Regions from separate parts of the Mus musculus genome. Here region 2 is linked to region 1. The links are chromatin contacts, found by POLR2A ChIA-PET in ENCODE. All regions are on one chromosome and are shown on one strand. Each heading gives the region's core, a stretch centred on a gene start or an enhancer-like site at or near the end of the contact. The rest is flanking DNA. Distances are from core to core; before and after follow the strand shown.

The links. ChIA-PET counts read pairs that join two places held with the same protein, here RNA polymerase II (POLR2A).
Region 2: POLR2A ChIA-PET joins it to region 1 with 17 read pairs in embryonic stem cell. The contact joins the promoter of Trmt44 here to the promoter of Lrpap1 in region 1. POLR2A ChIA-PET finds 5 or more read pairs at or near these places in 4 of 5 experiments (Patski and embryonic stem cell).

Annotation. Positions count from the first base shown.
Region 1 is chr5:35,102,735-35,107,709 of GRCm38, reverse strand. It overlaps Lrpap1 (low density lipoprotein receptor-related protein associated protein 1), which reads left to right and starts at 2,011. Exons shown (of 8, transcript NM_013587.3): 1 at 2,011-2,231. The coding sequence starts at 2,019.
Region 2 is chr5:35,572,398-35,577,372 of GRCm38, reverse strand. It overlaps Trmt44 (tRNA methyltransferase 44), which reads left to right and starts at 2,303. Exons shown (of 11, transcript NM_030208.3): 1 at 2,303-2,814; 2 at 3,179-3,293; 3 at 4,451-4,670. The coding sequence starts at 2,328.

The DNA of each region.
Region 1 (4,975 bases), core at 762-3,261:
CCTCTGCCTGTGGGAGGCAGTCTTGGAACCTGTAGTGAAGGGGAGGAAGCCTGGCTCCAACTCACACCTGGAGTGCATCCACCAGAAGACTGGAGAAGGGTCAAAACGTCCGGTCTGTCCGGGGCCTTCATGAATTGCTAGGCTTGTTACAGTGAGACTGATCTGAGCACATAAACAAGGCTAGTGCATTAAACACTGACTGCCATGCAGCTGGGAGACTGTGCTCCTGGAGAAGATAGGTGACTAGGGACCAGCTTCACATTGTTATCTGAAACCGGAGAAAATAAATGAAGCAACTGCCCTTAAGATCTCAGACAAGCCGGGCGGTGGTGGCACAGGCCTTTAATGCCAGCACTTGGGAGGCAGAGGCAGGCGGATTTCTGAGTTCAAGACCAGCCTGGTCTATAGAGTGAGTTCCAGGACAGCCAGGGCTACACAGAGAAACACTGTCTCAAAACAACAACAACAAAAACAAACAACAACAACAAAAAAGATCTCAGACAATTGGAAGATAGCATCAGGTAGATAGATCTCTTTGAGAGTTCAAGGTGAGCCTGATCTACATAGTTGAGTTCCAGAGCTACTGAGTAAGATCCTGTTTGATCTAAACAACCAGACAAAGCCAAAATAACAACAAAAACCCCCAAACAAAAACAAAACCCTCTCTCCTATCTGAAAAGGAGACATTTTAGGCCGGGCAAAGTGGTGCACACCTTTAATCCCAGTATCTGGGAGGCAGAGGCATACAAATCTCTGAGTTTGAGGCTAGTTTGGTCTATATAGTGAATGCCAGGATAACCAGAGCTAACCAAACCAAACCAAAAATAGATCTCAGAAAACAGGTGCTAACGTCTGCAAACCACCAGGGTTCCAGATATACTGAACCCTTTTTGTGGAAACACAAAATACAGCTTAAAACTATTAAAAAAAGAAAAAAGCACCACTCCCCCCAAATATCCCCTACCCTTGTCCTCCATGTATCTCCCTATTGGAGACCCTTTCTGGTTGTACTGGTTAGTTTTGTGTCAACTTGACACAGCTGGAGTTATCACAGAGAAAGGAGCTTCAGTTGGGGAAATGCCTCCACAAGATCCAACTGTAAGGCATTTTCTCAATTAGTGATCAAGTGGGGAGGTCCCCTTGTGATTGGTACCATCTCTGGGCTGGCAGTCTTGGTTCTATAAGAGAGCAGGCTGAGCAAGCCAGGGGAAGCAAGCCAGTAAGGAACATCCCTCCATGGCCTCTGCTCGGCTCCTGCTTCCTGACCTGCTTGAGTTCCAGTCCTGACTTCCTTGGTGATGAACAGCAGCATGGAAGTGTAAGCCGAATAAACCCTTTCCTCCCTAACTTGCTTCTTGATCATGATGTTTGTGCAGGAATAGAAACCCTGACTAAGACACTGGTCATCCTTACCAGACGACTCTTCTGCCTGTCCCTCCTGGGCCCAAACTGCTGGTGCCTGTACCAGACTCCTGGGTTCCTCGAGCACCAGGTTGTCACCAGGCCAGGCCATGTCCCCAACAGGCTTGCTGGGCCTCACTATGTCCATTGGATTTTCTCCAGGGCTGCAGGTGCAGAGACTAGGCAAGTGCACAAAGCCTTCCAAACAGAAACCCCGGAGGGGAAGTGTCTGGGATGTGTCCCAAAGACGGAGCTGAGATAGCTGCTCCCGGGTTTAATGGCAAAATCATCTTCCGCCGCACTTCTTGTGTGATTACGAGGAGTGGGGCGGTGCATAAGTGCGCTTTCCCAGCTGCTTCTCCTTACAGCCCCGCTAGTGAGCTCTGAATTTTGCAGCCCCAGCGTGAAAATACCTTGGGATAATTGCTCTTTGCTGGTGTTGGGCAGGGCGGAGCCAGAGACCGAAAAGTGGGCAGTCATATGGGCGGGGCCTGGGGTGGGCGGGATCGGATTGAGAAGGGAGGCGGGGCCTCGCGGAGACCGGTTGATGGGCGGGGCTACAGATGGGCGGTCCTACAAGACCCAGTCCTGTCAGTCTGCTAGCGCTTCAGAGGAAGATGGCGCCTCGAAGAGAGAGGGTCTCTACGCTGCCCCGGCTCCAACTGCTAGTGCTGTTGTTGCTGCCGCTGATGCTTGTGCCCCAGCCCATAGCAGGCCATGGCGGCAAGTACTCGCGAGAGAAGAACGAGCCGGAGATGGCCGCCAAGCGCGAGTCCGGGGAGGAGTTCCGCATGGAGAAGCTGAACCAGCTATGGGAGAAGGCCAAGCGGGTGAGCGGGGCCAGGGAGACGCGCGGGGATGGGGGCGAGGTGCTGCGTGTGAGCGAAGGAGAGCAGGGCCCTGATTGAGAGGCCAACATAACCTCTGGGACGGGGAACGGCCTACCCTTTGTACAGCCCCCCTTTAAATGTCAGGTGGGCCATCTTGACCTCACTTGTAATAAGAGACCCATAGGCCCTAAAGGAACTTGGTGCTGGTGTCAAGGGCCTGTGGTTGCCTTTAGTGCAATTAGGGACCCTAAAGAATGAGTGACACCCACCCTTCCTAGCTGTGGACACCTCTGCCCAAAAAGCTAATTTTCCAAAGAGCCAATTCAGATGGAGGTAGAGGGGAGGGGGGGCACTTTCTACATGGGGCCAGACTTGGAAGTCTTTTCTTTATCTGTATTTACTCCAATGAAAGAAAAAAAAAAACGGTGCCCTGAGATAAGACTGTATGGAGATTGCAGAAGCCCCAGTTGCTAATGGAGCTGGTTAATTTGGGTAAAGCAGTTCCTTAGGGGATTGGAATTCCTTAGTATAGGTAAACACTACACCCTGTCTGGGGAATGCTGAAGTTAGATTTAGTAGCTATGCTAATCTCTCTTCCTTTTGAAATGGAGATATCCAGAGCCTGAGGGCTGGCCTGGAACTTGGGTCCCCTCCCAGATTACAGTCCTAGGCTAGGACTTGGGCTTTTGTTTAAGTATTCTTTCAGAGCCACACTATCTTCCTCTAGAGCTTGCAGAGGGTTGCCCTTTAGCCCTCCAGCTTAAACATTCCTGAGTTTGAGGGGAGAGTAAATAATTTGCAAACTAAGTGATTTTTTAAAATAAAACCGTGTAGAACTTTGGCCCTGGAGACTTTGGATGGAGAGGTAGTTGGGAGGTTGGCTTCTGGGGAAGGGGAGTGGTGCCTCACAGACAGCTTAGTGGCCAGCCAGTGTCTTTGAGAGACTGCTGCAAGAGGGGGACAAGTGTCCAGCCTGCAAAGGTTTAGGACAGCCCTGTGGCCTGGAAAAGCAGTTCAGCTTTCTGGGGGAAGGGTCCGGGAGCAGAGCTGGGAGTGGCTGTGTGAAGAGCATGGGAGCAGTGGGAACCATCTAGGGTAAAAGGCTGGCTGTCCCTGACCGCCATCTCCAGGGGTGTGCCCACGGGATGAGTGTGCTTCACCTGGGATTACCCAGTAAGATGAGGATGGGGCCACGAAGACATTAGCAGGTACCGTCGAAGACTGTTGGGGAAATGTGGTCTGCTGTCCGTAGATCCTGGGGTCTCTTTCACTCAGAAGGTGGCCCCCAGTCCTCCACATGCACATCCAGGTGACTTTCATCCTCACTCTGTGCCTTGGTGGTCTCCTGGACCTCCACCATGGCCACTGATCAGTGGCAGCATCAGATTATATTTCTGCTGGTTGTCCACAGTCTGATGTCACTGTGCGGACGGCTGCTCTCGTCATCCTGTCTAAGCCTTGGGCTGCACGTCATTCCAGCCCTCCAGCCCTAAAGTTCTGCAGGGGATTTGCGTTCACTTTTTCTGTTGAACGGAGGGGGACATTCGTTCTTCCAGTGGCTTCCCTTACAGGATGTCCTGTGTCTACTCCCTCTACTTCCAAGGAGCCTAGGCCTTGAGGACATAGGTTGAGTTTTGCTGCTTTTCTTTCTAGACAGGGAGGCTTCCAGCTGGGTCCTACCTGCTAGGTCACCTGAGCTCAGGGGGAGAGCACCAGGTTCTTATCTTTCATGTAAACATTTGGGTTGGGCCTTCTGCCCTTCGGGGTGAGGCCGATAGTGCAATCAGCTCCCATCCCTACTGTTTTAAGTAGTTGAAGTGCTCCCCTAGGCTTCTCCTGGGTTGTAGCCTTGTGGGGATTCTCAGTGATCTTCACTATCCAGGAGAAGTTTTATCCTTGCAGTTTATCATGTATGAGGTGGAAGAGAAAGTGTGGCAGAGCTCTTTGCCTCGCCCCATTCCCAGTCCACCTTTAGAAGAGCTGAGGTCTGTCTTGATACCCAAGGGAGTGGAGCCGGGTATGGGAGAGCTCTGCAAAGGCATGGAGCCCACCTCTATCTTGTGAGATTGGGCAATTTGAGACTTGTGGGAGGAGGGGGATTGCTTCATGGCAGTCTAGCCCTTCGTGCCCTGACTCTGGCGTTACCCGGTTCCTGTTTCGTAGACATACTTAGGATGATGAGCTGTGACGGGATTTGGGACATGTCTGTCCTGACTCAGCGATCTGACGTGCCCAGTGTGTTGCAAGATGAAGACTCCTGGGCAGTGTGGGGAGCAAAGGACTCTCCTTGGAGTTGGGGTAGGGAAACCTCTGCAGGTTACCACATCCTCTCAGAGACCCAGTCTCATCCTCTTAAACAAAATGTATTCAGATTACAGGAGCTGACCTCTCAGGTCCCCTGGGAGCAGAGTCCTAACTGATTCTGAGAAAGAATCTCTCTGTGGTAGCATGCCTACTTTGTACAAGGCCCTGAATCTGGTCCTGGTACCTCAAAAAAAAATGTAAGATTATATTGGCAAGGTTTTTTTTTTTATATAAATTTAATCTTCTATTATGTGGTGATTCTTTTTTCTTCTCCTACTTCTTGTAAAAATAACTCATTTCCTCACCAAGTCCAGCCCTTCAATGGATATGTATGCTTTACCTGGTCCGTAGCTCCAGGTGTCAGCGTGGGAAAGGTGTGGTGCCCTGCTGCAGGAGCCTTCTGACAGCCCTTGGCTTCCTCCTGGACCTGGGATTTCCAG
Region 2 (4,975 bases), core at 1,054-3,553, 470 kb before region 1:
TGCTGTAGCACCACTAACACCTTCCAATAGATTAGCATTGCCATTCAGCAGGCAGAAGTCCTTTGCTCTAACTGGTTAGAGGCAAGAGGAAGCTCTTCAAGAACTGTCTGCTTTGTGGTGGCTTTTGTATCCCTTAGCTTAGGCTACCCTTGAGTTCATGGCAGCACACAGCATTAACAGCAGCCATTTGCACCCTCTAGTGTCATTATCTGTGTAAGCTTAAGGTTATGGGACCCTTAGTCCTACAGTGACAAGTGTTACAGCTCTTCTATAGGGTTAGAGTGTCAGAACCCCACAGCCTCACACTGCACCAGTGTTAACAGTTCCTGCATGTGGTGTGTCTGAGCCCCTTGACTCCCAAGTCCTGACAGCTCTGTGGAACTCTTCAAGCTCTTTACAGCCTTCTCTCCGTCAGCCTTAATTCCTTACTCTCACTCTTTAGCCCCACTGTATGATTTCTGCTCTGGCTGCCTCTCTTGCTATGACCACAGCCGCGGCTATTGTTTGCTACTGCTCCATTTTGCTGTCCTCACTGGTGTTGCAGCTGCTGCCGTCACTCTCTGTTACCACTCACCGCCAGCTCCCACCACCCCCTCTATTACTTCCAAACTTCCCTCGGCCACCCGTGCAGTCCCCGTTACTTGAGCAAAGCAGCCATAGTTGTTGTTTAGCTGCTGTAAAGTGCCCCTGGTTCCCTAAGGGACATAATGAAACCCAGGAGCAGCAACAAAGTGAAACTTTGGCCTACATGGGTGTTGCCAAGAGGTTGGGAGATGAGGTCAAAGATGCGTGTTTGGCTCTTTGGACCATTAGAGCAGAGGCATGTGGTTGTTGTGCTGATATAAAAACACAGCTTTGACCTTAAAGGGAGTGAGGGATAGCTTAGTCTGGAGACAAATATGAGTGACTATGGTTTAAAAACTATGTTCATACGTGGTGACAGTTTTTTTAATAGTAACAAAATCCATAAAGTAAGTATTTTTAAAATACAAGGATGGGTACCAACAGGTAGGTGGGTTAGAACAATGAGGGGAAATTGCTGGAGACATTTTTAGCCTTCATGTTGGTGGAAGCTAATAGTTTGTACATTCCAAAGGATTTAACAAATACTTTGTTTCGGACCTCAGGTAACAAAGTAAGAAATGAAAGACCCACAACGTGAGGACTCCCCCACGTTCTGACTCAGGAGAGGCGACACCCCAAAATCACCCACAAGAAACGGGCCTGTTGCAAAATGCAAGAGGATTTTTATTCAAGAGCGCTCTCGGGCCCACGGTCATACACCACGAAGGGGTAGAGGACCGTGGCGCCCCGAGTAGCTGAGTAAGGGGGTATTTAAAGGAAGAAACCACAACTCAAGGAGGTGGGAAGGGCATTGTTGGAAAATAACAAAAATACCAGTTAAGAGTCACAAGGAAGTGCAAAGTTACAAGAGTCACGAGGAATACCTGGTAATTGTGAGGGTTATTTTTCAAAACAGTTTCTAAGAGCCCCTAACAAAAGCACATTTGTATATGGCAATGGTCAGGGTGACTTTCTTTGAATGAGCACTCTTTGAACCCAGGAAGCGGGTGGGTAGAGGAATGTCGCTATCTGTTTTATGATTAGCATACCTTTACAAAGGCCACATTCCCAAGCCTGGGCCTAAAGGCCTAGAATTCTGTTTTTACTTTGTTATACTTTCAGAACGTCTGTGTTATAGGTTTCTTATGTTTTCTGATGCCAGCTTTATCTTTTGGGTTGGTAGGAGGTTACTTTCTGGCAAGTTAATGTATTCCAGTCAAAGAATTTGGAGTCAGACACAGGTGGGCAATGCATGGCTATAAAGGAGCTAAATAATCGCCCAAGGTAATGCTAGCTTTGGGTCCGCATTCCAATTCTTTACAATCATGAAGTTGTAGTTAGCCAACCAGCTTTGTAGAATCCTTCATATAAGTGTGGCTTTCTGCTGAGTGTATCAGTTACGTCTTGTTTGCTCAAGTAACTTCCTCTCCTCTCAGTATTATTAGCTTTGTCGTGAGAGGTGGAACCTCTGGGGGCAAAATTTCATTTAGGGGGCACGAATCGGATGTACCGCTTGGGAGCTCTTATTTCCAAGCAAGAAAGCAAGCAGAGAAGGGGTTGTACATTCAGTCGTTGAGGACCCCAGGAGGCTGTATCCACTGCGGCCCACACTCTGCTCCTCCCGCGTCCCAGGCTCCGCCAGCGGCTCCGAAGCTACCGCCCAGCAAAAAGGACAAAGGGATGGCCTTCCGGGTCCAGGCTCTAACTCCCGTGAGTCAATGCGCTTCCGGGTCGCGTCATCCCAACGCGCCGAGCGCGCAGCCATGGAGGAGCTGGGTAGAGTGCGGCTAAGCGATCCTGATGCCCTGCTACCTGCAGGCTTCTGGGCCGCCGTGACCGTGTGGCTGGAGAGGCCACAGGTGGCCAACAAGAGGCTGTGCGGCGCCCGCATGGAAGCCCGCGGGAGAACTTTGCGGTCCCACGCCCAGGCGGAGTGTGGACCGCGGCAGGGACAGGGACACGGGCTGGAGAGGGAACCCGGACAGGCTTCTCCTAAAGGAGAGCCAGAGTCGGGACCTAGGGCGAGCCGCGAAGGCACCGCTCCCGCGGCTGACCTGAACTCGCTATGGGACCGAGTCTCCCAAAGCCTCGTCCACGCCAATCCGGAAATGCTGGCCTTCCTCTGTGGCCCCTCGTTGGGTCCTCAGCCTGAAGCCGCGCAGGAGCTCGACCTGATTCTCAGGACTGTCATCCCGAAAGCGAGCCCGCACTCCCCACTCACAGAGCCGAAGAAAGAACTGGTAGTGCAAGGTAGGAGAGTAGTGGGAAGAGCGCAAACAGACTGAAAAGCGTTCGCTTTTTGAGACAGGGCCTTATATGGCCTGGAATTCGCTATGTAGAACAGGCTGGCCTCGAACTCACAGAGATACACCCGCCTCAGCCTTCCAAGTACTGGGATTAAAGGAGCGCCACACCACCCACCACCCAGCTCTGGCCTTGTATTGTCTAAGTGCTAGCTATAATGGTGTGTCCAAAGTGTAGAGCCCTCTCCCCAGTGCTGGACAGCCACTAAGGACTGGAAAGCATTACTCTCCTGTCCATCGCTGCTCAGTTCTACTTCCAAGGGATCCGTTTAGAGCAGTTATGACCTGATAGCCTTGTCTTTCCCCCTCAGATGTCTCCAGTGGGAGTGTCACCTTTTTGCCCTTGGAAGAAGATAATGAGGGGAATTTGGAGGTTAAAACGAGCAACGTGTATCAACTCCATCTCCATCACAACGAAGGAGAATGGTAAGAGCTGGACGCTGCTGTTGCACCACTATGTGATGCCCATCCCGGATGTCCTATCAGCAGTCAACTGGAAGATTCTGGGGTACAGAAGAGCCAAGGTCTTGTGTTGGTTGGCTGATCTCAGATGTATACTATAGTCACCACTCTGCTGGTTCCTGGCGCTGGTACTGGATTGGGGATCACAATGTAGCCAGAGTCCTTGATCTCTATATTCCATATGCCGGTAGGGGTGTACAGCAACTAGCTGGGGTACTCTGTTAGTCAGCTTTCTGTTGCATAATACCCAAGGGAGTCAACTTAAGGATGCTTGAGGGCCAGTGAGATGACTGTGCATAAAGGTGCTCGTTTCAAATCTTACAAGCTGAGTTTGATCCCTAGAGCCCACATGTTCTGTGAGCTGTCCTCTGTCTTTTAAACACACACACACACACACACACACACACACAGATATAGATGTATGTGTATAATTTTAAACGGGTATCATATTTTAGTTTGTGATCATTCCCTCTTTGGTTTTGGGGCCTGTAGTGAGGAACTAGGAGCATAAGGGACCATGGACAAAATCTGCCCTTAAAAGCCCACCGCCAACACAACTCCCTGCTTACTCCAACAAAACCTCACTCACCCTCTAAGTCCCCACCACCGCCAATGTCCCTTAAGCTGAGTGTATCTACGAGTTAGCCTGTTGATGAGGTTGGTCCTGTCATGGTCCAGTCACCTCCCCAAGGTTCCACTTTTAAACTCAGCTGAATTGGGGACTGAGCCTTCAACATAGGAGCCTTTAGGGGACTTTTTATCTAGACCAAATTCACATGAGCTCTATCCGATTATCATACTGCTATTTGTGTATCTTGGTCCAGAGTAGGGGGTGGAATATCCTGTCATAGTTTAGAGTCCCTCTTATAAAGTACAGGTTTGTCATTCAGTGGTAGAACACCTGCCCATTTTGTGCCTTAGCGAGGTCTTGGGTTTGATACCTGCAACAACAACACGCACACACACACACACATGCACATGCACACACACACACACACACATACACATACACACATTGAAAGAATGCTGTAGTTGCTCCTCCCTTCTGGGAAAATGAACATGTCACTTAGGACTAAGGATTGAAGCTAGCATTCTCATTGGTATTTCTCTTATTTTTGAAGGTTCATATCTGTTTTAATTTTCTGTCCAGAGAGATGGCATTCAGATGGTGTTGTCTATCCTAAGCCTGCCTGGCTCGGAGAAGAACTGCTGTCCAAGCTGGCCAGGTGGGCGGTGGAGAACAGGAAGAGCGAGTTTAAAAGCACACTTTCCCTGGTGTCTATCCTGCGCTATAGCAGGATGTACCAGGAGCTCAAAGAGAAATACAGAGACATGGTAAAGGTAATGCTAGCGGCGTGTCCGTGGTCCCCTCATTTAACAAGTGATTAACCAATGCCTACCAGGGAGACCCTGTTGCCTGTGGGTACCACAATGAAATCCAACTTTGGGTACAGATAGTGTAAACCAAGCACATGTTTGAGTACAATTTTAAAACCAGAAGTAAACTTTTTCACATTTTTCAAGAACTCAAAAGGGGAATTTTAATCTAAAAAAAAAAAATCAATAAACATGTGTTAGTTACCATATTATAAGGTTTACATTGTGTTTAAATTTCATTTTGTTTTTTTGAGAGAAGGTCTCTATGT